Regions from separate parts of the Mus musculus genome. Here region 2 is linked to region 1. The links are chromatin loops, found by intact Hi-C in ENCODE. Cell type or tissue: heart. All regions are shown on one strand. Links, peaks and the distances in the headings refer to the core of each region. The heading gives the core; the rest is flanking DNA.

What was found. Hi-C counts contacts between places; a loop is a spot of excess contacts. Peaks named below come from ENCODE experiments on the same cell type or tissue, not always from the same donor. Only the 100,000 strongest peaks of a DNase experiment are listed, where the experiment ranks them.
Region 2: it touches region 1 in a loop (7-fold over the local background); 3 of 42 quality-filtered maps call a loop at or near these places.

Annotation. Positions count from the first base shown.
Region 1 is chr5:117,353,020-117,363,275 of GRCm38, reverse strand. It overlaps Wsb2 (WD repeat and SOCS box-containing 2), which reads right to left and starts at 5,971. Exons shown (of 9, transcript NM_021539.5): 1 at 5,803-5,971. The coding sequence starts at 5,815. Gm42012 (a long non-coding RNA gene) reads left to right here and starts at 6,416. Exons shown (of 2, transcript XR_878716.2): 1 at 6,416-6,649; 2 at 7,503-7,786. It overlaps Vsig10 (V-set and immunoglobulin domain containing 10), which reads right to left. Exons shown (of 10, transcript NM_001033311.3): 10 at 8,270-10,256. In heart, for the core only: a CTCF peak has its summit at 4,363 (motif pointing left); DNase peaks (open chromatin) are centred at 2,475, 2,905, 5,985 and 6,475; H3K4me3 peaks cover 3,357 bases; H3K27ac peaks cover 3,955 bases.
Region 2 is chr5:117,282,046-117,292,301 of GRCm38, reverse strand. Pebp1 (phosphatidylethanolamine binding protein 1) reads left to right here and starts at 4,738. Exons shown (of 4, transcript NM_018858.2): 1 at 4,738-4,893; 2 at 6,058-6,167; 3 at 6,481-6,581; 4 at 8,837-9,651. The coding sequence starts at 4,759. The coding sequence ends at 9,054. In heart, for the core only: CTCF peaks have their summits at 2,019 (motif pointing right) and 4,569; DNase peaks (open chromatin) are centred at 4,661 and 5,311; H3K4me3 peaks cover 2,386 bases; H3K27ac peaks cover 2,016 bases.

The DNA.
Region 1 (10,256 bases), core at 1,882-6,881:
CATCACTTCCTTCTAGAACACTCTTACTGGCTCTACTTCCTTCTTCACACAGTCCCCTTAGCCCTGGCTTAACCTGATCTAAGTGACTACTAAGCCATTCTTGTATCCCCAGGGACCCTGCCAAAGCTGAAAACACAGCCAATATATCCCAAGGCTCCCAGCTGCCTGAGCCCGGTCTGCAGCCACACCCCAGCACTAAGCCCTCCAGCAAGCCACCTCCTAGGTCATTGCCCTGCAAAGCCCAAGCCCCTTTTTTCAATCACGTCCAGTTCGTTTTCTAAGAATTGCACTTATGTCTACTGACAGGCAGCACCCCAACTTCCTACTATCAAAAGGAAAGAAGCCCAAACCTATTGTAGGCTGACACTTCAGCATTTTCCGCACCACCAAGATGACTACACCTCCCTCTCTTGAAAGCTCCATCTATCTCCTAGGAGTAGGCAGTGTTTGTTCAACCCAACCACAGGTCCTCTAAACGCCATGGCCAACTTCTAAGTCAGAGCCTGAAGAACGAGGGGTCTCAACCGTTTGTGCACAACCCACTCCAGTAGTTCTGGGATTTAACGCTCTCTGGGATAATAATGTGGTTTTTAAAAGTTATGTTATGTGTATGAGGTTTTGCCAGCATGTACATTGGTACCGTATGCATAGTGTCCATAAAGTCAAGAAAAGGGAGTTAGATCCTCTGGAACTTAAGCCACCACACGGGTCCTGGCAATTGAACCCAAGTCCTCTAAGAGAGCAACCAATGCTCTTAACTGAGTTACCTCTCCAAGACTCCTCAGAAAATGATTTAAACAAGCTATATTTCCTATATTTCCCAGCCTGCTTTTATGTAAGTTCTTACATTTGGGCCTCAAAGAAATCGGCATATACCTCAGGACGAGAAACTTTTCCTCATTAGAGGCACAGCAAGCATCCTTTCTAGGTGCACGAAATGTGTGGTTTCCCACCCCCAGAACAAGGCACTGAGATGCATGTCTTATGTATCAAAGCAGACCTGGCCTCCAGGTTGTCCTAAGTTCCCTCAGCCCCCACCTGGCATACCCTGCCCCCAACCTTGAACTTGATAGCCCAGGAGCCTGACTGCCCTTCCCCTAGATCATTACTGCCCTTCTCTATATAATCCAGACATTTTGGGGTGTCTCTGTCTCTCTCTTCTCCCTCACCCTCAATCCTTGGGGCCAGTGAACTCGCCCACTGGAGGGCAGCTTCCCAATAAACCTTCCTTTAATATAATCTAATCTGGCTTGAACTGGCTCATTTCACTGGCTGGAAAATAAATAACCTGTCACATAATCCATGCAATCCAAGGTTAGCATGATCCTGGTGAAACAGAAGGTAATGACTCACACATGAAGCACATGTTTTCTACCATGTATATAATAGGAAATTGGATGTGTCTCTTTAAGGATTTGCATGACTGTGTATGGGTGGCAGAAGCAAATGCCACAGGGCATGTGTAGGAAGAGGACTGGGAACAGTTGCCAGGAGCCGCTTCTCTCCGTCTACCACGAGCTTGAAGGACTAAACCAATTTTTGTGGCAAGTGCTTTGAAAACCCACTGAGTGATCTCACCGAACCAACAGATACACCATATTTCATAAGACATGTTGCTAGAAATTAAGATTTCAATTAGTATCTGAGTACATCACATCTTGGCTTTATAAAGAAAAAAATGGAGATATAGGTTTTAATCCATTAAGCCTAAACTGCTGTATGTATATGTGTGTGTGTGTGTGTGTGTGTATGTGTGTGTGTGTATTTATAGACTCACATGGCTCCTGCCAGAGATGTGCAAACACATGTCTGCATGAGCATTACTTTGTGGATATGAACATGTTCTGGCCTCGTGTCAACATGATAAGGCTGGGAAAACTGTGTCCCTCTGGCACACTTGCACCTGACTCACTTCCTCCCACACACACATTGCCCTCTCCTCTGATAACAATGGCATGGCACGGATGACGCTCTACACAAAATAAAAGGCTCAGCCCTTGTTTCTTTCTCTGCCCAGACCAAATTCACAGTCAAGTCCCATCAAGTCTGTCTCCGAAAGCCTCCGCTAACCTTCCTTTCCAGCCCCGTGGCTACTTCTTGAATCTCTCCAGCAGCACCTGTTGCCGGGCCTACCAGGCAATCTTCTCACTGCTCTCTGGGGCCTGCTCTGACTCCTCTCATCTGTTCTTACTTCTTAGCTTGCAGTCTCTCTTACCCAGTTCCTACCCTCAGCTCCAGCACGATCAGGCCCCTTTGACTAAGCTCAGTTAGTTCCAACCTCTGGACTTTGCACCAGCTCTCCAAGGCTGCACCTTATCTTCATTGTGTCTGCCTCAAAGGACTCCTCCCTCCAGGCAGTAATCAAGGGCCTTCACAACTCCTCATTAATTCCTTTCTAGAACTCCTGACTACTGAGGTCATTACCACTCCCCCACCCCCACCCCCCCCTCCGGCCTCACCCCCGGCCCCGCCCCAGGCACTAGGAGGTCTGCTCACAGCAGCAAATCTTGTCTGTTTGTTCCCAAAGCAAGCGGTCAGGCTACCAAGAGATACTCGTGACAGACATGCAATACCTCTTAAATACACAGGAAGTGGAGCCCATTGGACTACCAAGATGCATGTGGCATCCACTGTTCATTTGGAATTCTCAAACCCTAGCCCTGCCCAGAATTCACACTCTATTTCTGGGGTCTGGGGGGTTTCATCTTTTGCTATTTCAGGTCAGGAATCTAGATTCTAAAAGAAGACACCAGTCTCCTGGAGTCTGGGCCCAAACTAAACTTGGCAACTGGAAAACAAAACTGTAATTCGTACAGCACTTCCAAACAAACCAAGCAGAACTGGGAGGATCCAGCTTCATCTGAGACAGTACCTGCATGGCCCGCCGCGGCTGGGTCAGGACTTTGGTAAATTAATACGCCCCGCATACTTTCTGGACACCACGTGACGTACGGATAAGTGGGAAAGCCAACATACAGGGAGAGGAGGGCTCAATTAAGCTAATGAGCGTACGCACCCCTTCACATTCTCCGCATTTTTCTCGGGGAGGACTCTCTTAAAAACCTGTCAGCAGTTTCCAAGTACCTAACTGTTATTAACTGTAGTCACTGTCCTAGCTAAAGGAGATTCTGTAACCTTTGACCGACATTTCCCTAACCCTTCCAGGTTTCCCAACTAAACAAGGGATGTGTACAACAGGCAGAACGGGAGGAGGATTATCAAAGCCTCTTCCACACAAGGAAAGCCCCTTTAACAGAGGTGGAGGCAGGAGCATGGCTGGCAGCAAGCTTGGTAATCCTTCCTCCTGCCGAGGGATCTTTGCATTGCTAGGCTGAGCTGTCAGCTTGGAGAGATTTGTTTGGATGGTTGGTTGGTTTTGGTGGCTGGAGAGACTGCCCAGCCGTGGGTGCTGGGAACCAAACTCTCATATTTTTTGGCTGTGAGCCTAGCTTTTAATGGCTGAACTCTGGTCTCTCCAGGCCAGCTTGGAGAGTTTTGACTGGCTGCTCCATCATAATAATCAGCGCTCTGTGTCCATGTCACCTTCTTGGTGACATTGCTAACTCAGCAGGGTGACTAAGTCGCTGTCCTTTAGCTTTAGTCATTTAGCTTTCTTTACACTAGGGAATTCTGGGTTGAGTTTGTGGTTAGCATGCATCTGGGGTCTATTTCCTCCTCAAACCACCTTGCCTGTCTGTCACTAGTCACCAGCCATAAGCAGTTACTGAACCCCTGAACTGTGGAAGTCTATTAAGACTATAATACGGGGCTGGAGAGATGGCTCAGTGGTTAAGAGCACTGACTGCTCTTCCGGAGGTCCTGAGTTCAATTCCCAGCACCCACCCACATGGTGGCTCACAACCATCTGTAATGGGATTGGATGTCCTCTTCTGGTGTGTCTGAAGACAGCTAGAGTGTACTCACATGCATGAAATAAACAAATCAATCTTTAAGAATATAATACATGGAACTGGAGAGATGGCTCAGCAGTTAAAAGCACTCGTTACTCTAGCAGAGGAACCTGCGCTGGATTTCCAGTACCCAAATGGTAGCTCACAATTGTCTGTAACTCCTGTTTCGAGGGATCTGATGCCTTCTTCTGGCCTCTGCAGGCACCAGGTGCATGCATTGTGCAGACATCCATGCAGGCAAAACACACACATAAAATATAAAAAAGTAAATCTAAGAATAGTTTTTAAAAATTATAAAGCACACACCACACTGTAAAGCCTTAGCGGTAACGATGGCTCAGCTGTTACAGCTGCATAGGAGCCGCTTTGCTGTTCCATCCCCAGAACCACCTGGAGGCTCACAACTCTTTGTAACTTGGTACAAAGGCTCCGACGCCCTCTTCTGGCCCCCTCAGGCACTGCACGCAGCACGTGGTGCAGACAAACTGGCAGTTAAAACGCCCACACAGAAAAATTCTTCCGTCTCCAAAACATTCCTATAATTTTTGTTTCATGGCATAAATTAAACTTGAAATATTTTAGATACGTTATCCTTTTTAATTTCAACTGTTGCCTTTTTTTAATGTGTCTACGTTTAAATTACATATTGCTATTATATTACTCTGGGCCAGCAAGGACCCAGAGGGTGCCCGGCACATACCAGATAATAAATATTTGTTGAATGAATAAATTAATTGTAACCACCGTTCTACTGTTTTCTACTGTAATCCTTTTACAATAGACATTATTCAGTTTGAAAAGAGAGTAAAACTCTGGCCTAGTGTCTGGCCTTTTTAACAGTAGCTTGGTAGCTCCCAACAGCTCTGCCCACCGCCTACCACACAGACGTCAATCACTAGGGAAAAACTCTGCACTGGAAAAGATTCCGGTTTAAAAAAAAAGTGTGTGTGTGGGGGGGGGGAGGTGGTCTGGTCACAGATTGCTTTGAGATACAACTTTGAGGCATCAATGGAAACGAAAACGGAAGCTATAAAAAGAGTCACAGAAGAAAACAGTAGGGGCCATTTAAACAGAATTCTATAGGGAAGATACTGAAAGGTTTTAATCTAGATGGAAACCCGGGAGAGGAGCTGCCGCGACACCTTTCCCTGAAAGCCTGGCTCCTGCAAACAAAGAAATGTCATTTCCTAAATGCAAAGGGGACACCACCCCAGGGAACACCTGCCTTTCCAACAACCCCATCCGGCCCTGCCAGCCCTCTGGTGCATCCGAGTCCTCCAGACCTGGGTGAAGCTTCAACTTCACCGGAACAAGTCTGAGCCCTAGGCCTTGACTCTTAAAATCCCCCTACGGAATCTGTCTTTCAGCTCCGGTATTTGGGGACCCTGGAGTGTGGCGACAGCCCCCTCCCCCAGGTCCCCAACCCACGCTACTATTCCGTGATCAGGACGCTGGGACAAGAGCCCTCCAGGGAGAAGCCCCGAGGGGCTGCAGGTCTAGCCATCCCTAGCATCTCTGCGCTTTTCCAGGCGGCCAGCAAGTTCATCCCGTGCTCTCACTTTGAGCTTTCGTGGTGACAGCTGTGGACCTCACCCACTAGGGTGTCGGGACCTACGTGTCACCCCGGGGCAGTGTCCGGGGCCCCACCCCGTTCCCAGGCACCCACCCAGCGGCCGCAGCTACTACCGAGCCGCGATGGGCGCTGAGGCCAGAAGCCCGGCCATGGCGCAGGCGACCCGGGGACTCTGGAGCCATCCCAGTCCAGTGGGCTCGCTCAGGGACGGCGGCCGGTCCCCGCGGTGGCAGGAGGCCGGCTGCCGCAGCTGACAGCGAAAGTGAAACAAAGCTGCCCTCCCCGCCTCGGTCGCCGCCCCGCCGCGGCCGCACTCACCTCCGGCCTCCATGAGGACGCGCGGCCCGCCCCAGGCGGCGGGCGCCTCAGCCCCCAGGGCCGTGGGCCTTCATTCCGCGCCCGCCCCGCCGCGGCCGCGCCCGCCGCCGCCACCACCGCCGCCAATGCCGCCGCCGCTGCCGCCCGCAGAGGCCATCAGCTGCTTCCCGTCACATGGCGGCCGGCGGGGGCGGGGCCGGGGCCGGGGCGGAGAGCTCGCAGGGGAAACGCTGGGGATGCGGGGGCGGAGGCGGAGTGGGCGGCGGGCGCGGGACGCGGAGCTTCGAGGGGGACGCCGAGCTGTGGGGACGGAGGCGGGAGGCGGGGGGCGGGGAGCGGGGGGGGGGAGGGAACGCCGGACTAAAGGGACGCGGAGCCCGGAGGAAGCGGGGCTAAGGGGACCCGAGGTGGGGGGGAACACTGGGCAGAGCAGACAGAGAAGGGGGCAGGGGAGCCCCGGGCAGGATGGGGTTGGGGGTCTCCGAGAGCATCCAAAGTGGAAACCTAAAATTGGAGCGAGTAGAGATGGGGGTGGGGCGGGCAAGGGCTGGGGGTGTCGTGGAGAAACCTAAGGGACTGCTCGCTCGCTCGAGGCTCAGGGAAGCTGCCCGGGTCATGATGCTGGCTGGGGGGCAGGGAACTGGGGATCCCAGCGGGAGCTGAAATGCTGGCCTTGACAACGGCCCCAGCGGGAGGGATGCTGGGAAAGCCAAGGGGGAGGAACTAAGGGGAGAGGAGGTCAAGGTTAACCCCCACACACCCCGAGATTTCCCTCTTCGTGTCCTCAGATGCTAGTGCCTCGGGTCCTGGTCCTGTTTGTGTCGGGTGGATTTAACTTGGAGCCAGGGTAGGAGAAAAGGGGTTTTAAGTAGTTCCTGTAGTTGTTCCTTGGCTTTGGACTTTCTCATGGGCTCTGTAATCCCCTGGTAGTGTCCTGTCACCACCCCACCCACCACCCACACTCAAGGTCGCTCCAGTCCCTTTTCCTGTTTCCAGCCTGGACTTTTTTTTCTCCAAGTTCAATGTCCCCATTTCCTTCCCTTTTGAGTCATAGATCTCTTTGTAATGTGGAGCCAGGGAAGGAAAAGTGATGGGTTTAAGTCTGCTCTCCCATGTTTTTTGAGCTGGAACGGTAGGAACCTTGCTTCTACATTCTTGCTTTGTATGCGTCTCTCTTCCACTTAGCGTTTAGTCCAGGCACACTATTCATGACCCAGTTCTCAGGTCTCCTAGAAGATACCCGCGGTTTATCAGTTGTCTGTTTTGAGGACACACACACACACACACACACACACACGTTTTCTACCTCCCTGTCCCCTTTCTCGTTCTTCATTCTTACTTAACAGCCTCCCTTAACACACTCGATATCTAAAGGCATTTTTTTTTAATGGCTTGTTCCTCACCCTTACTCAGCCCCGGGGTTCCCGTTTTATTTCTGATGTCCTTCCTGATCGCCTTAGATCCCAATTCTATTCTCCAGACTTAACTTTCCACTATTTCCCAGTTCTTTTTAACGTGTCATGTTTCCCCCATCTCTACCATTTTCTCATCAGTGTTCTTTGTGAATATATTGTGGAGGCCAACGGTATTGTCCCTAGTATGTCACCACTAGGGGTGTGTGTGTACATGTGTGTGTGTGTGTGTATACATGTGTGCATACTTGTGTGGGAGGGGTGGTTTTGCCTGCACATACTTTCCAGGTCTCCAAAGAAAACAGAAGAGGACATGGGATTCCCTGGAACTGATGGACAAATGATGTGAGCGGTCCTGTGGGCAATGGAAATTGAGCTCAGTCCTCTGCAGAGCTGCCAGCGCTATCACCGAGCCATCCATCCCTCCAGCTCCTCCTTCCTGTGCTTCATTTCCCAAATGCCATTTCCTGCTGTCTTTAGGGTCTCATTTTTAATGGTTTGGTTTGTTTCTATTTTAAGGCACTGGAGACTGAACCCATGCATAGTTAAATAAACACTCTATTGGTGAGCTACGTCCTTTACTGTACTTAGGCATTCAGCGTGCACAAGTCAAGTGGTAACGGGGACAAAAGAAAACCACCTTTACAGCTCTTTTCTTCCAAATGGCTCTTTAAATGCCCGTTTACGTATCTTCTGTTTGTGTGTGTGTGTGTGTGTGTGCGCGCGCGAGCGCAGCTAGTTGAGAGATCCCGTGGCATGTATGTGGACACCAGGGCACAACTTGTGGGAATATGTTCTCACCTACCATGTGGGTTCCAGAGATTGAATTTAGGCTTGGAAATAAATACCTTTACAGGTTGAGTCACCTGGCTGGCTAGCTAGCTAGTTAGCGCTGATGTTTCTTTAGACAAGGTCTCTTTCTGTAGCCTGGGCTGCACTCAGTCAATCCCACACAGTCCTGCCTCAGCTTCCCAAGTGCAGGGATTACAGGCATGAGTCTGAACCCCCACTCTTTACACCCACTGGGGAGGCATAAATCAAGACCATAGAAATGTATGTTTTTTAAAAAGTAACTTTATTCCAAAGTCTTAAAAATGTATAACCTTAGAACTAATTTCTCCCAATTTTTTTCCTACGAAATGGTAAGGTCAACCACGTTGACCCATCTGCAGTTTTTCTTTGCAGTAGCTGGTAGCCAGTTCTGTGGTGAGAAGTTTGATTGCTGTACCCAGTGAGGAGGATACCTTCTATATCTTTTGAGTTTGAGGCCAGCCTGGTCTACAGAGTGAGTTCCAGGTCAGCCAGGGCTACACAGAGAAACCCTGTCTCGGAAAAACAAAAAAACAACAACCATGAAGTGGTTTTCTTCCCAGTTCTAACAAGTGGAGTTCATCAGTTAACTAATACATGCAGATAAGAATTATTTTTTTAAAGACCAATGCACAAATTGTACTTTGGCATTTAACACATATGCCTTGAGATCTGGGTATGGATGGCATCAACGGAAAGAAGGGATGTGGGCTCCAGTTTTTAACAAAGCCTTAAAACAAAGCCCTTGGTGCCTGGGCTCCAAACTGAACTGCCCCTTTATAAATGTGCACACAGGCTGATAAAATAGACAGTGGTAACTGGCCAGGGCTTGAGAACAGCGGTCGGCACCAAGCCCTTGAAGCTCTCATTTGCTAGTGGAAAAAACCCTCAAGTATTTCCTACCGCCAGGTGTGCACATAAGAGGAAGTTACGGGAAGCACCGAGTGATCTCACCAAACATTCACCATGTTCCCAGATAGCCGCTTCCCCTCTAACTTCTCTTTTAAAGTTGCCTCTGAGTTGCAGACAAACTCAGGAACTCTTGTCATCAGGCTTCAAAGGAAAGACCAGCTCGAAGGACTGAAGGCAACCTGAGTATCCCACCACGAAATGACAGAGTGCCTGAGGCACCACTAAGCAAGAGAACAGGTCATAGCCATCCCCAAGGGCTCCCAATTCACAGCCAGGTGGACTCCTCCACACCCTGACCTCAGGGTGGGCCACAAGGGGAGCGGTTTCTTCACTTTAGCCCCTGCATTCAGAGAGACCAGACAACCTCTCCCACATCGTGCAGGTACTTCTGTTAACCAGCTCCACAGGAAACCTCCGGCCCCAGTGTTAGGAAGTCCTTAAAGCCTTAGATCTTGTCCTGTCTGAGCAGGATGTGCCCAAGAGATGTACCCAAGTACAGAGTGCAAATTTCAAGTCAGATTTTCATGGTTAGTACAGACCTACTGCACCCTTAGAAGATCCCTGACTTCAGAATGTTTAGATGAAATTTTAAAAAAATAAAATAAAATAAAAATCCCCAGAACCCAGCTGTCCCAAGCTAAAGTCATCACCCACTATTTTCTTTTGAAACTTACTGGCCCAGTAAGTAGGATGGAAACATATACTCCCATTTCCAGAACACAGACACTAAGTCCAAATGGACCGTGTGTCCAGTTCGTTATCAGGTGATGCTCTGTTAGCACAGGAGACATGAGGAAAGAGAAGCCTTAGGTTCGTCACTTAGGCTTTCATAACCAGATGCAGCTCTGCCTGTACACCGTGAAGGAGAGGAGAGGTGCAATCCTCTCTAGGGGAAAAAGCATAGTTGGGGTGGGCGGAGCTGAGAGTCTATAATGATGGCCCCTGCAGTAGCTCTGTGGAACCCCTCCCTAGGCACTCCTACACCCCGAACTACCTCCTCCATCTCTCAGGAGCCTGGAAAGTAGGTACTGTTTCAGGGGTGTTCTTGATAGGAAAACAGACGCAAAACAATAAAAGAATTCAAGCCTTGGGCCCAAATCCAACTGCCTTTTGGTAGCTGACCCCTCCCCTCTGCCAGGAAGGTTCCTCATGTCCATATTCGTGTTGGGTAAGCTGTCTACAAACCTTGACTAATGGCACAGTGCACAGGTACCAAGTGCCCCACCCCACCCCAGTCCCCAATCAGTGTCTGTCACAGTACATCACCTGGGTAGAGTCAGTATCACAGCCAAGTGGGCCCCTCAGACTCCACTACGGCCA
Region 2 (10,256 bases), core at 1,946-6,945, 71 kb after region 1:
TTTAATATTCACTGTGTGTGTGAGTGCGCACACACCTGTGCACAGGCCTGTATGAGTTTATGTGCAGGAACCTGTAAAAGTCACAAGAGGGAGTCAGCTCTCCTGCAACTGGAGTTACAGACAGTTACAGGCAGGTCTGAGTTACAGACAGCCAACTGGGTGCTCAGAACCAAACCCAGGTCCTCTGCAAGAGCAACAAATAAGCCAAACACTGACTGACTCTCTACCTCTACTCTCCATCCACTCCCACCCTACCCTCCATCCTGGCTTCATCATTTTTACCTTAAATGGCTCCCAGGGGCCAATGTGCTAGATAGAGGCTGGGATCGCAGCCCATATGCCATTAGTAGCATATCTCCTGAAGGGAATTGTGTAACCCTGGTCCTCTCTGTCTCTCTCTCTCTCTGTCTCTCTCTGTCTCTCTGTCTCTGTCTCTCTCTCTCTTCATCTGCCCTGATATTCACTGTCTGCCACATCGGGTTGTGTCACTGCAGACCCCCAAAGCAGTGGGAACACCTGATCACAGACAGAGCACAGCTAACCCTTTCTTCCTGATAATTTGATTGTCACGGGTATTTGTTATAGTAGCACATAACTGACTGACAACATACTGAATAGTATTGGGAACAACCAGCCAGCACTGAGAGTCTGTGCTTGTTGCAAGAGGCTCCCTAGACCCCACCCCTGTCACCTCCATATCTTTACCCGGAGGTTTAGGGCATGTCTCTGGTTTTGGAGAAACAGGAGGATTCCCACAAACTGGTTCCAGGAGCTCTGACTCCCTCTTGTGGCCTCTGTAGGCTCCTGCATACACACACATGCACATAAACAGGGATACCCAGCTCTTCAGCTCAAGCAAGGCAATGTCACTTCCTTGATGCTCTCTCTGTCCCAGATGCTGGAGACAGCTCAGAGCCACTCTCTCCCCATAGCGGGCCACATGGAGACTTCTTTGCTGGGGTTACAGCTTCAGCAGCCTCCCGAGCTGGTGAACGAGCAAGGAAAGGAGAAACCTCTATATTCAACAATTAACTCCAGACCATACAATTCACAAGTCATTCACATCAGGCAATTGATTTAAAATAAATGTTTTAGGGACCAGAAAGATGGCTGGTCAATTAAGGCACCCACTGCTCTCTCAGAGGATGAGAGTTCACTTGCTAGCATCCACTTTGGAAGGTGCACAACTGACTGTAACTCCAGCTCCAGGGAATCTCATGCCCTATTCTGGCTTCCTCAGATATTACAAAGGCTTGTTGTGTGCATGTGTGCGCACACACACGCATATGAACATGCACCCACACTTTGAAAATAATTGAATCCGGGCAGTGGTGGCATACGCCTTTAATCCCAGTACTTGGGAGGCAGAGGCAGGCGGATTTCTGAGTTCCAGGTCAGCCTGGTCTACAGAGTGAGTTCCAGGACAGCCGGGGCTACACAGAGAAACCCTATTTTGAAAAAAACAAAACAAAACAAAACAAAATAATTGAAAAATTTATAAAAATGGTGTTATTTTTACATTAAAAAAAAAAACAGTGTATATAGCCCAGGCTAGAATTAGAATCAATCTTCTCCTATTGGAGCTTACTAAGAACTAGTGTTGCAGATATAGTCTTCCACAACTGGCTCAAAGAACAATGTTCTTGGGCTGGTGAGATGGCTCAGTGGGTAAGAGCACTGACTGCTCTTATGAAGGTCCTGTGTTCAAATCCCACATGGTGGCTCACAATCATCTGTAATGAGATCTGACGCCCTCTTCTGGTGTGTCTGAAGACAGCTACAGTGTACTTATATATAATAATAAATAAATCTTTGAGTCTGAGCGAGCAGGGCCAAATGGAGTGAGCAGGGTTGAATGCAGCAAGCAAAGGTTCTAAATTCAATTCCCAACAACCAGATGAAGGCTCACAACCATCTGTACAGCTACAGTGTGTACTCAAATACATAAATAAATCTTTAAAAAAAGAACATTGTTCTTTGTGTGTGTGTGTGTGTGTGTGTGCAGTACCCACACAAGCCAGTAGAGGGCATCAGATTCTTTGGAGCTGGACATAGGCAGCTGTTAGCTGTCTGTCGTGCATGCTGGAAATCAAACCTAGGTCCTCTGGAAAAGCACTAAGTGTTCTTAACCTCTTAATCATCTGTTGTCCAGCTTCTTTTTCCTCTTCCTTTCTTTCTTTTAAAGATTTTATTTGTTTATTTTATATTTCAGACACACCAGAAGAGGGCATCAGATCCCATTACAGATGGCTGTGAGTCACCATGTGGTTGCTGGGCTATGAACTCAGGACCTCTGGAAGAGCAGTCAGTGCTCTTAACCACTGAGCCATCTCTCCAGCCCTGGCTGTCCATTTTCAATGCACATTTTTATTTTTGTTTTTATCTTTTTGGGTTTTTTTTTTTTTCTTTTGAAAGATAGCATCTCACTGTGTAACTCTGGCTAGCCTGGAACTTGGCCAGGCTGGCCTTGAAAAGCCACAGAGAGAAAATGGCTTGCTTCTGCCTCCCAAAGGTTGGGATTAAAGGCTCATGTCACCATGCCCAGCTCATATGCAATTTTGAGAAGTTTGTTTTTTTTTTTTTTTTTTTAAAGATTTATTATTTATTATATGTAAGTACACTGTAGCTGTCTTCAGACACTCCAGAAGAGGGAGTCAGATCTTGTTGCGGATGGTTGTGAGCCACCATGTGGTTGCTGGGATTTGAACTCCGGACCTTTGGAAGAGCAGTCGGGTGCTCTTACCTGCTGAGCCATCTCACCAGCCCTGTTTTTGTTTTTTAAGATTTATTTATTTATTATATGTGAGTACACTGTAGCTGTCTTCAGACACTCCAGAAGATGGCGCCAGATCTTGTTACAGATGGTTGTGAGACACCATGTGGTTGCCGGGAATTGAACTCAGGACCTTCGGAAGAGCAGTCTGTGCTCTTAAACGCTGAGCCATCTCTCCAGCCCCGAGTTTTGTTTTTTTTTTAAAATTTATTTATTATTATACATAAGTACGCTGTAGTTGTCTTCAGATGCACCAGAAGAGGTCGTCAGATCTCATCATGGGCGGTTGAACTCAGGACCTTTAGAAGAGCAATCAGTGCTCTTACCTGCTGAGCCATCTCAGCAGCCCCCAGTATTTTTGTTTTAGTCAGATTCTCAACCCTGTAACAAATACCTGGGAAAACAAAGTTATAGAGGTTCGAAGTTTGAAACACTTAGGCCCATGTTCTTGGTGGCTAGGGGAGGGGAATCCCAAAATTAGGGACCTGGGGAGGAATCCCACCCTTTAGAATACTCAACAGGTGGGGAACTTCGGCTATTGATTGACAGGGGTACTTTCTGGATGGAGTCCATTTGATCCATGAGATGTAGATCTGAGTGGGTTTCCTGGAGCTTACAAGAGTCCTGAGGTCCATCCCTGGCACCACGTGGTACAACAGAAGGAGACGTGGACTCTCACATTTTTTCTCTGACCTCTATACTTGGACCTGTTGCAGGCATGTCCAGTATCTTCCCCCAACCCCCCACATATAATTAATAAATAAGTGAAAAAAATCAGTGAGAGCTGGGTGTGGTGGCACAGGTCTTTAACCCCTGCACTCAGGATGCAGAGGCAGACAGAGCTCTGAGTTGGAGACCAGCCTGGTCAACAGAGCGAATTCCAGGACAGCCAAGCCTACAGAGAAACCCTGTCTCAACAATAACAATAACAACAACACCCCAAACCAGCAAACAAACAAATCCGGGATCATATCGTCCCTGAAGGGTAGAGTATTCTATTAGCTACCACACTGTAAAAACCTAGTTTCATACATTTCTGACTACTTCCAGTCTTGGGAGGCTGCTGGTATCTAACTGCAAAGTTGGCGATGGCCGGTCCAGCTTTGCTTACCCTCAGTCTGGTCCTGTCAATCACACTTTCAATATCTCTTTCAGGACCCCTAGGATGATCTGGGAACCCCCCAGGAGATACCCACATTCTGAAGCTAACGACTGGCAACCTGAATTCCACTTTGTCTTGTAAAGTCACACTGTCTGTAAAAGGTCTTGTTCCAGCCCTTCAGGATCTCAGCAGTTGCTACTTGAAGGCACCGTGAAGATGGGGCTTGTAGTCTATCAACATTCACTCTTAGGAGGCAGAGTTGTCATTGAAGCCTCAACCAAGATCCAGCCATTCCTCTCAACCATGTGCGTGCAATTCTGCCCAAATTTACAGGCACAACATTTGGAAGGTTAAATGATGAGAGTTTCCGGTGTGGGCATTTAGGCGGCGATGGAAGGCCATCATCTGTGCAGAACTTGCAGAACTGCTGCTATGGAGTCACCTGCACTCCGCGGTTAAGCCCAACCAACACACTGATTGATTCCCGGGAGGTTGAATTTCGTTGGCATTTAAAGAACTTTTAAAACAACAACAAAAGATAACGCAGGGAAGAAACCTGGCTCGTTTGAAGAAGTGCTAGGGAGAAAGCATGGCCTTATCTCCGGGAACTGCGAAATGGGGCAGAGAGTCCTTCAAATGCAAAGGAGAAGCCGCAACATTAATCTGCACCACAGCCATGCACGCACTGGCCTGCAGGCACAACCCGCGAAGTTTCGCAGTGACCCTGGCGCTCGGACCGCCCAGCTCCGGCTCAGCCAATCAGAGAGCGAAGGGGCGTGACCCGACCTGCGGTTGGTCCCGGGGCGGCAGTCAACTGCGCAAGCGCTTTACGTTAACAGCGCTCGGGACTCGGCGTGCGCGTGCCTTCCAACTCTCCATCGCCATGGCCGCCGACATCAGCCAGTGGGCCGGGCCCTTGTGCTTGCAGGAGGTGGACGAGCCGCCCCAGCACGCCCTGCGGGTCGACTACGCCGGGGTGACGGTGGACGAGCTGGGCAAAGTGCTAACGCCCACCCAGGTACGGTGTGGGCCCGCCGCCGGGGAGACCGGGGGACAGCGGGGCGGAGCAGGCCTCGAGCTCAGCCTTTGTATACCGGACGGGAGCGTCACCCGACAGCCGAAAGCCTCTTCTGTAACCTTCTAATGTCCCGAGCTTGCAATCACCTCCTCAGGGAGCAGCCCGCACTTTATTAATGATTCCGGGGCCAGCGCTTTCTCATTAACCTGTGTTGCTCCTGGGGGTGGCGGTGGGGGTGGGATGCTGACGCTCAAGAGCGGTTCCAAGCTCAGAGAAACTGGGTCTAACCGTTCTCTTTATATATTTAGAGCGCAGGGTTTGAGATGGTGACTTGGAAGGTTTCCATTCGGAGCCCTGGCCGGTCTCCCTTGTCCCAAACTTTGTACGTGTCCTTGGCCGCTCTCGTTTTCCGAGGGCGGATTACTCCTCAGCTGGCCCCAAGCGGACCGTTGGCCACCATATTTAAAGGCGTTAGGTAGCTCGGGACCCTCAGTGAGGTTGTGGAGGAGGACCCGTTGCCACCGTCGGACTTCCTTGTCTCACCACTTTCTGTTAATAACGTGGGCAAGTGTTTGTCGAGGCTGGCTTGGTGTGTGTGTTACATGTAGGGTCTCACTCAGTTGTGGCCCTGGCGGGCCTTGAACTCACAGAGATCTGCCTGCTTCTGCCTCTCCAGTGCTGGGATTAAAGGCGTGCACCACATCTGGTTTTGTTTTGTTTAATTAAAATTTTTTTTTAGACTCCTGGCTCTTTAAGATTGGTTTTGTGTTTTTAATTATGTGCGAGTGTGTGGCTGTGTGTGTGAGAGAGCAGGGAGCTGTGGAGGTCAGAAGAGGCATCAGGTCCCCTGGAGCTGGAGTTGCACCCCCCCACCCCCCCCCCACAGGAGTGCCAGGAAATGTCTACCCTTTGCAAGAGTTCTTGGAACCCAGCATTCTCTCCAGCTCCAAGCTTCAGGCTTTTAGTAGCGGCCATACTTAGGAATTACCACTAATCTGCATGGGTGAAACTGCTATAAACTATTTTTTTTTTTGTCTCGGTAGTAAAAGAAAGGAATAAAAATAATAACCCTCATGTTTTACCTTTTGGGAATATAAGGTGGCAGAGTGTTGAGTTTTGAGAGCATTTCTAGATTTTTACCCCCACACTGGTTCCTTCCTACAGGTTATGAACAGGCCCAGCAGCATTTCATGGGACGGCCTTGATCCTGGGAAACTCTACACCCTGGTCCTCACAGACCCCGATGCTCCCAGCAGGAAGGATCCCAAATTCAGGCCAGTTGGGGAAAAGATGGGGAGAGGCTATCTATCATCCGGACACGGAAGTCCCTGCTGGACAGGGATGCGTGGACCTCCTGGGGTTACAGTCATTTTGTAGTGGTGGGGAGAAAGTCCTGGGCCTCGTGCAGCACAGGCTGAGACCCCCTGAGCCACAACCTCAGCCCCCCTCCCCCCGGAACAGGGTCTCTTGGTGTGAGGCCCTCATGCTTGCTTGTGGCTTCCCAGTGTATCATCTGCCTGTTATTGCCCAGCTTGAGAATGTCCTAGGTGTCTGGTGCTCACAGCCCCTCGTGTTCTGTCTCCGCAGGGAGTGGCACCACTTCCTGGTGGTCAACATGAAGGGTAATGACATTAGCAGTGGCACTGTCCTCTCAGATTATGTGGGCTCCGGGCCTCCCAGTGGCACAGGTAAGTAAAGGCTGTGTGTGTGTGTGTGGGGGGGGGGGATGGGGGGGAGAATGAGGCAGGGCGGGGGTGGCTACCACTGGGTTCTTTCCAAGCCTTACTGTAAGGACGGCAGAATCCTGCTTGTTTTTCCCCTCAGGCAAGTCTTTTCTGGGACAGTCAGCCTGTAGGATGTGGGTGCCAGAACTTTGGTTCTGATTGGGTAGGCCCTCTGTAGAACCACTTCTGGGACTCGGAGAGAGCTAGGTCTGTAAATGATTTGTGGTGGATTTGAAATATCAAAGCCAGGGCCTCATACTAGACAAGGTCTCTGTCGCCAGGCTGGCAAGTGTCCTGGGCACAGAGGGCAGGAAGGGCTGCAGGAGGCTTGCAGTGGGCTGCTGGGGGCTCTGTGGGCTCTCTGAGCCTCCTCTAATCTCTATGTAATCTCTGCTATGGGTGATCATGGAAGTTTCTGATCCTGTGAACAAGAAGCAAACACTTTTCATACTAGTGCCAAAGATTGCCTTTCATATCTCTTTATAACTCTCCCTTTCTCCCCAAAATGTGTCTGGGTACTTTGAAAAGACTTGGAAGACTGTAGTGAGACACATTGAACACACACACACATTCACACTCACACTCACTCACAGTCACATTCACACATACTCTGTCTTTCTGTGTTTTGTATTGACATGGAACATGAGAGTCCAGCCCCACAGTGCTCCCAAAGTCTCATAAGCACCCCAAAGCTGGTGGGAGACACAGTTACTGCCGGTTGCTTGTTATACACGTTTTCCTTTCACTGGAACAAGGCCACCGTGGTGGTGGGTGACGCTTGGCAGGATGCCAACTTCCGTGCATTGCCCTGCAGAGAACTGACTGGGATAACTAGTGTCCACTAAGGACAAAAGGGCCATTGCTCACGGCTCACCTTGTGTCTGTCGGCCCAGAGGCTTCCAGATGCTTTCCAGGCCTCTCAGTGTTCATCAGAGAATAGAAAGATAAGTTTCCTGGGGACTCTTTAAGGTTCTCCAGGGCACCTACAAAAGCAGGTGATTTAATTACAGGCAGGAGGCACTGGGGAGTAGAGCAGTTCTCTGGAGTCGGAGCTGTGCTCTGTTTTGAAGAATAAAACCCTAGCAGCTCTCAGGTGTTTGGAAGATTTAGCTTGCTTGATAAACTGGTGGCTCAGAAGGTTTCAGGCAGAGGATTTGAGGTACACACATCTGGACACCCCAGGAAGATGGAGGCTCTTCTTGCCACCCTGAATATCTTAGAGGTGGCCTGGTCCCTGTTGCCCTCTTGGAGCTCAGCATTTTCTGATATGGGTCTCCATGGGTCGCTTTGGATCCCATGTGCCTATGGGCAGGATGGGCGGGGTGTGGTATCTGGTGAGCGTTCACAGTGTGACTTATCTTGATGCTGGCTTGGGTTACGAGTTCGTTCCCTTTCATCAATTAGTATTCCCTGTGACTGTGGACTGCACGGTCCAGCCTTCCTCTCGCTGGGTCCTTGGGCTGTAGCCAGGATGTGGGTGTTATGAATAGAGGCACTGTGTGCTTTCTGTATTCCTAGGCAGGGGTTTCCATTGTACTTCTTTGTGCTTGCATAGATGCCCTAGGTCTAGGAATTGCTCTGGAGTCCGCTGAAATGGCTGTGTTGTACTCTGATAGCCCGGGTAAGGTTGCTGTGAGTCTGTGCAGCCTGGCAGCTTAGCGACACGGGTGTGGGACTGCACTTCTTTGTGGAGCACTCTGATGGATGGTGGCCGTTTCTCTCTCATTATGTTTTCATACTTGTAAATAGCTTTTTTTGTTTGTTTGTTTTTGGTTTTTATTTTGGTTTTTCAAGACAGAGTTTCTCTGTATAGCCCTGACTGTCCTGGAACTCTGTAGACCAGGCAGGCCTCGAACTCAGAAATCCACCTGCCTCTGCCTCCCAAGTGCTGGGATTAAAGGCATGCGCCACTATGCCTGGCACGTATTTAACTTCTTAAAAAGCCATTAAGAACCATACGATTTTGACATATTTCACATAGCCTAGGCTGTCCTTGAACTTTCAGGGTAGTTGAGAGTGATCCTGAACTCTTGATCCAAGAAGTGGGGTTACAGGTGTGCACCACTACACTGATTTATGCTGTGCTGTGAGGGAAAACCAGGCTGAAGATTTGTGAATGTTAGGCAAGAGCGGTCCCAAGCGGAGCGCACCCCTATTCCCACCCCCACCTGCACCCCCACCCTGACTGACTGGCTGGCTGGTACTTGCCTCCCCTGCAGGTCTCCACCGCTATGTCTGGCTGGTGTACGAGCAGGAACAGCCGCTGAGCTGCGACGAGCCCATTCTCAGCAACAAGTCTGGAGACAATCGCGGCAAGTTCAAGGTGGAGACCTTCCGCAAGAAGTATAACCTGGGAGCCCCGGTGGCGGGCACGTGCTACCAAGCCGAGTGGGATGACTATGTGCCCAAGCTGTACGAGCAGCTGTCAGGGAAGTAGGGGTGCTGCACAGGGGCCCCCACAGCCTTGTTAAGTTGTGTAAAGCATGCTCTTCCCCCCGCCCCCTTGCTACCCTCTCATTGGGAGTTCTTAGCTGTGCTAGGATAGAGGTTTAGGGTGTCTTCCCTCTTGCTGCCAGCCGTCACGATTCTGGATAGTCCCATCCCAGGTTCTGTTTGATTGAGTTTAGGTTCCGTCTGGGGAGGGGTCTAATGTTCTGATGGAGTCATTCTGTTGTTGATATAAAAAAAGCAACTCTGAAAAAGGAAGCACTCCGCCAGGATCAGGTCTAGAGGAGAGCTGGAGCTGGTGGTGTCTGTGAGTGGTTGAACAAGGAAACTGTCCAGAACCGGGCACAGTGGGGTCTTTAAGGGCCCTGTCCCCCAACTGAGACAACTCAAGACTCCCATCTTAGCTGAGCCCTGACTGTCCAGATCAGGTGGCTGCGTAGGTATCAAGTGTCTAAAGAACAGTGCTGCTGTGGAGAGAGACCCTCTTAAGCCCCTTGCTTCTCAGTGGGGTAGGCAAAAGTCACCTGAGCTGCCGAGTGTGTTGATCCTCCTTGTCAAGTACAAATAAAAAGGCATTGCATTCAGACCTGCGGGTATTTCCTTCCTGTGTCTGGCTTTGGGCAGGGTGAAAGCCCTCTGAGGTAAGCTGGCTGTGATCTGCTGGCCACAGGGAGGTGCTGTCGTTTCTTCCTCCAGAGGTCTGTAGTGCAGGAGAGCAGTGCTCACAAAGGAGTCAGGTGGGGTGGTGCAGGCCTTTGGGCCAGCACTTGGGAGGCAGAGGCAGGTGGATTTGTGAGTTTTTGGCCAGCCTGGTCTACATAGGGCGATCCTGTCTCAAAACAACAACAGCCGGGCGTGGTGGCGCACGCCTTTAATCTCAGCACTTGGGAGGCAGTGGCAGGTGGATTTCTAAGTTCGAGGCCAGCCTGGTCTACAAAGTGAGTTCCAGGACAGCCAGGACTATTCAGAGAAACCCTGTCTTGAAAAACCAAAAACCAAAAAAACCCCAAACAAACAACAACAACAAAAGCCAGGCTCCCAGGCTTTAGGAAGGCCTGGAAATGGTGGATTGGGCCTGTGATCCCAGCATTTGAGGGGCTGAAGTGGAAATATTGCATGAAAATATGTCATGCCCAGGACCCAGGTGGAGGAAGGAAAAAACCAACTTCAGCAAGTTGAAATCTTGTTTTT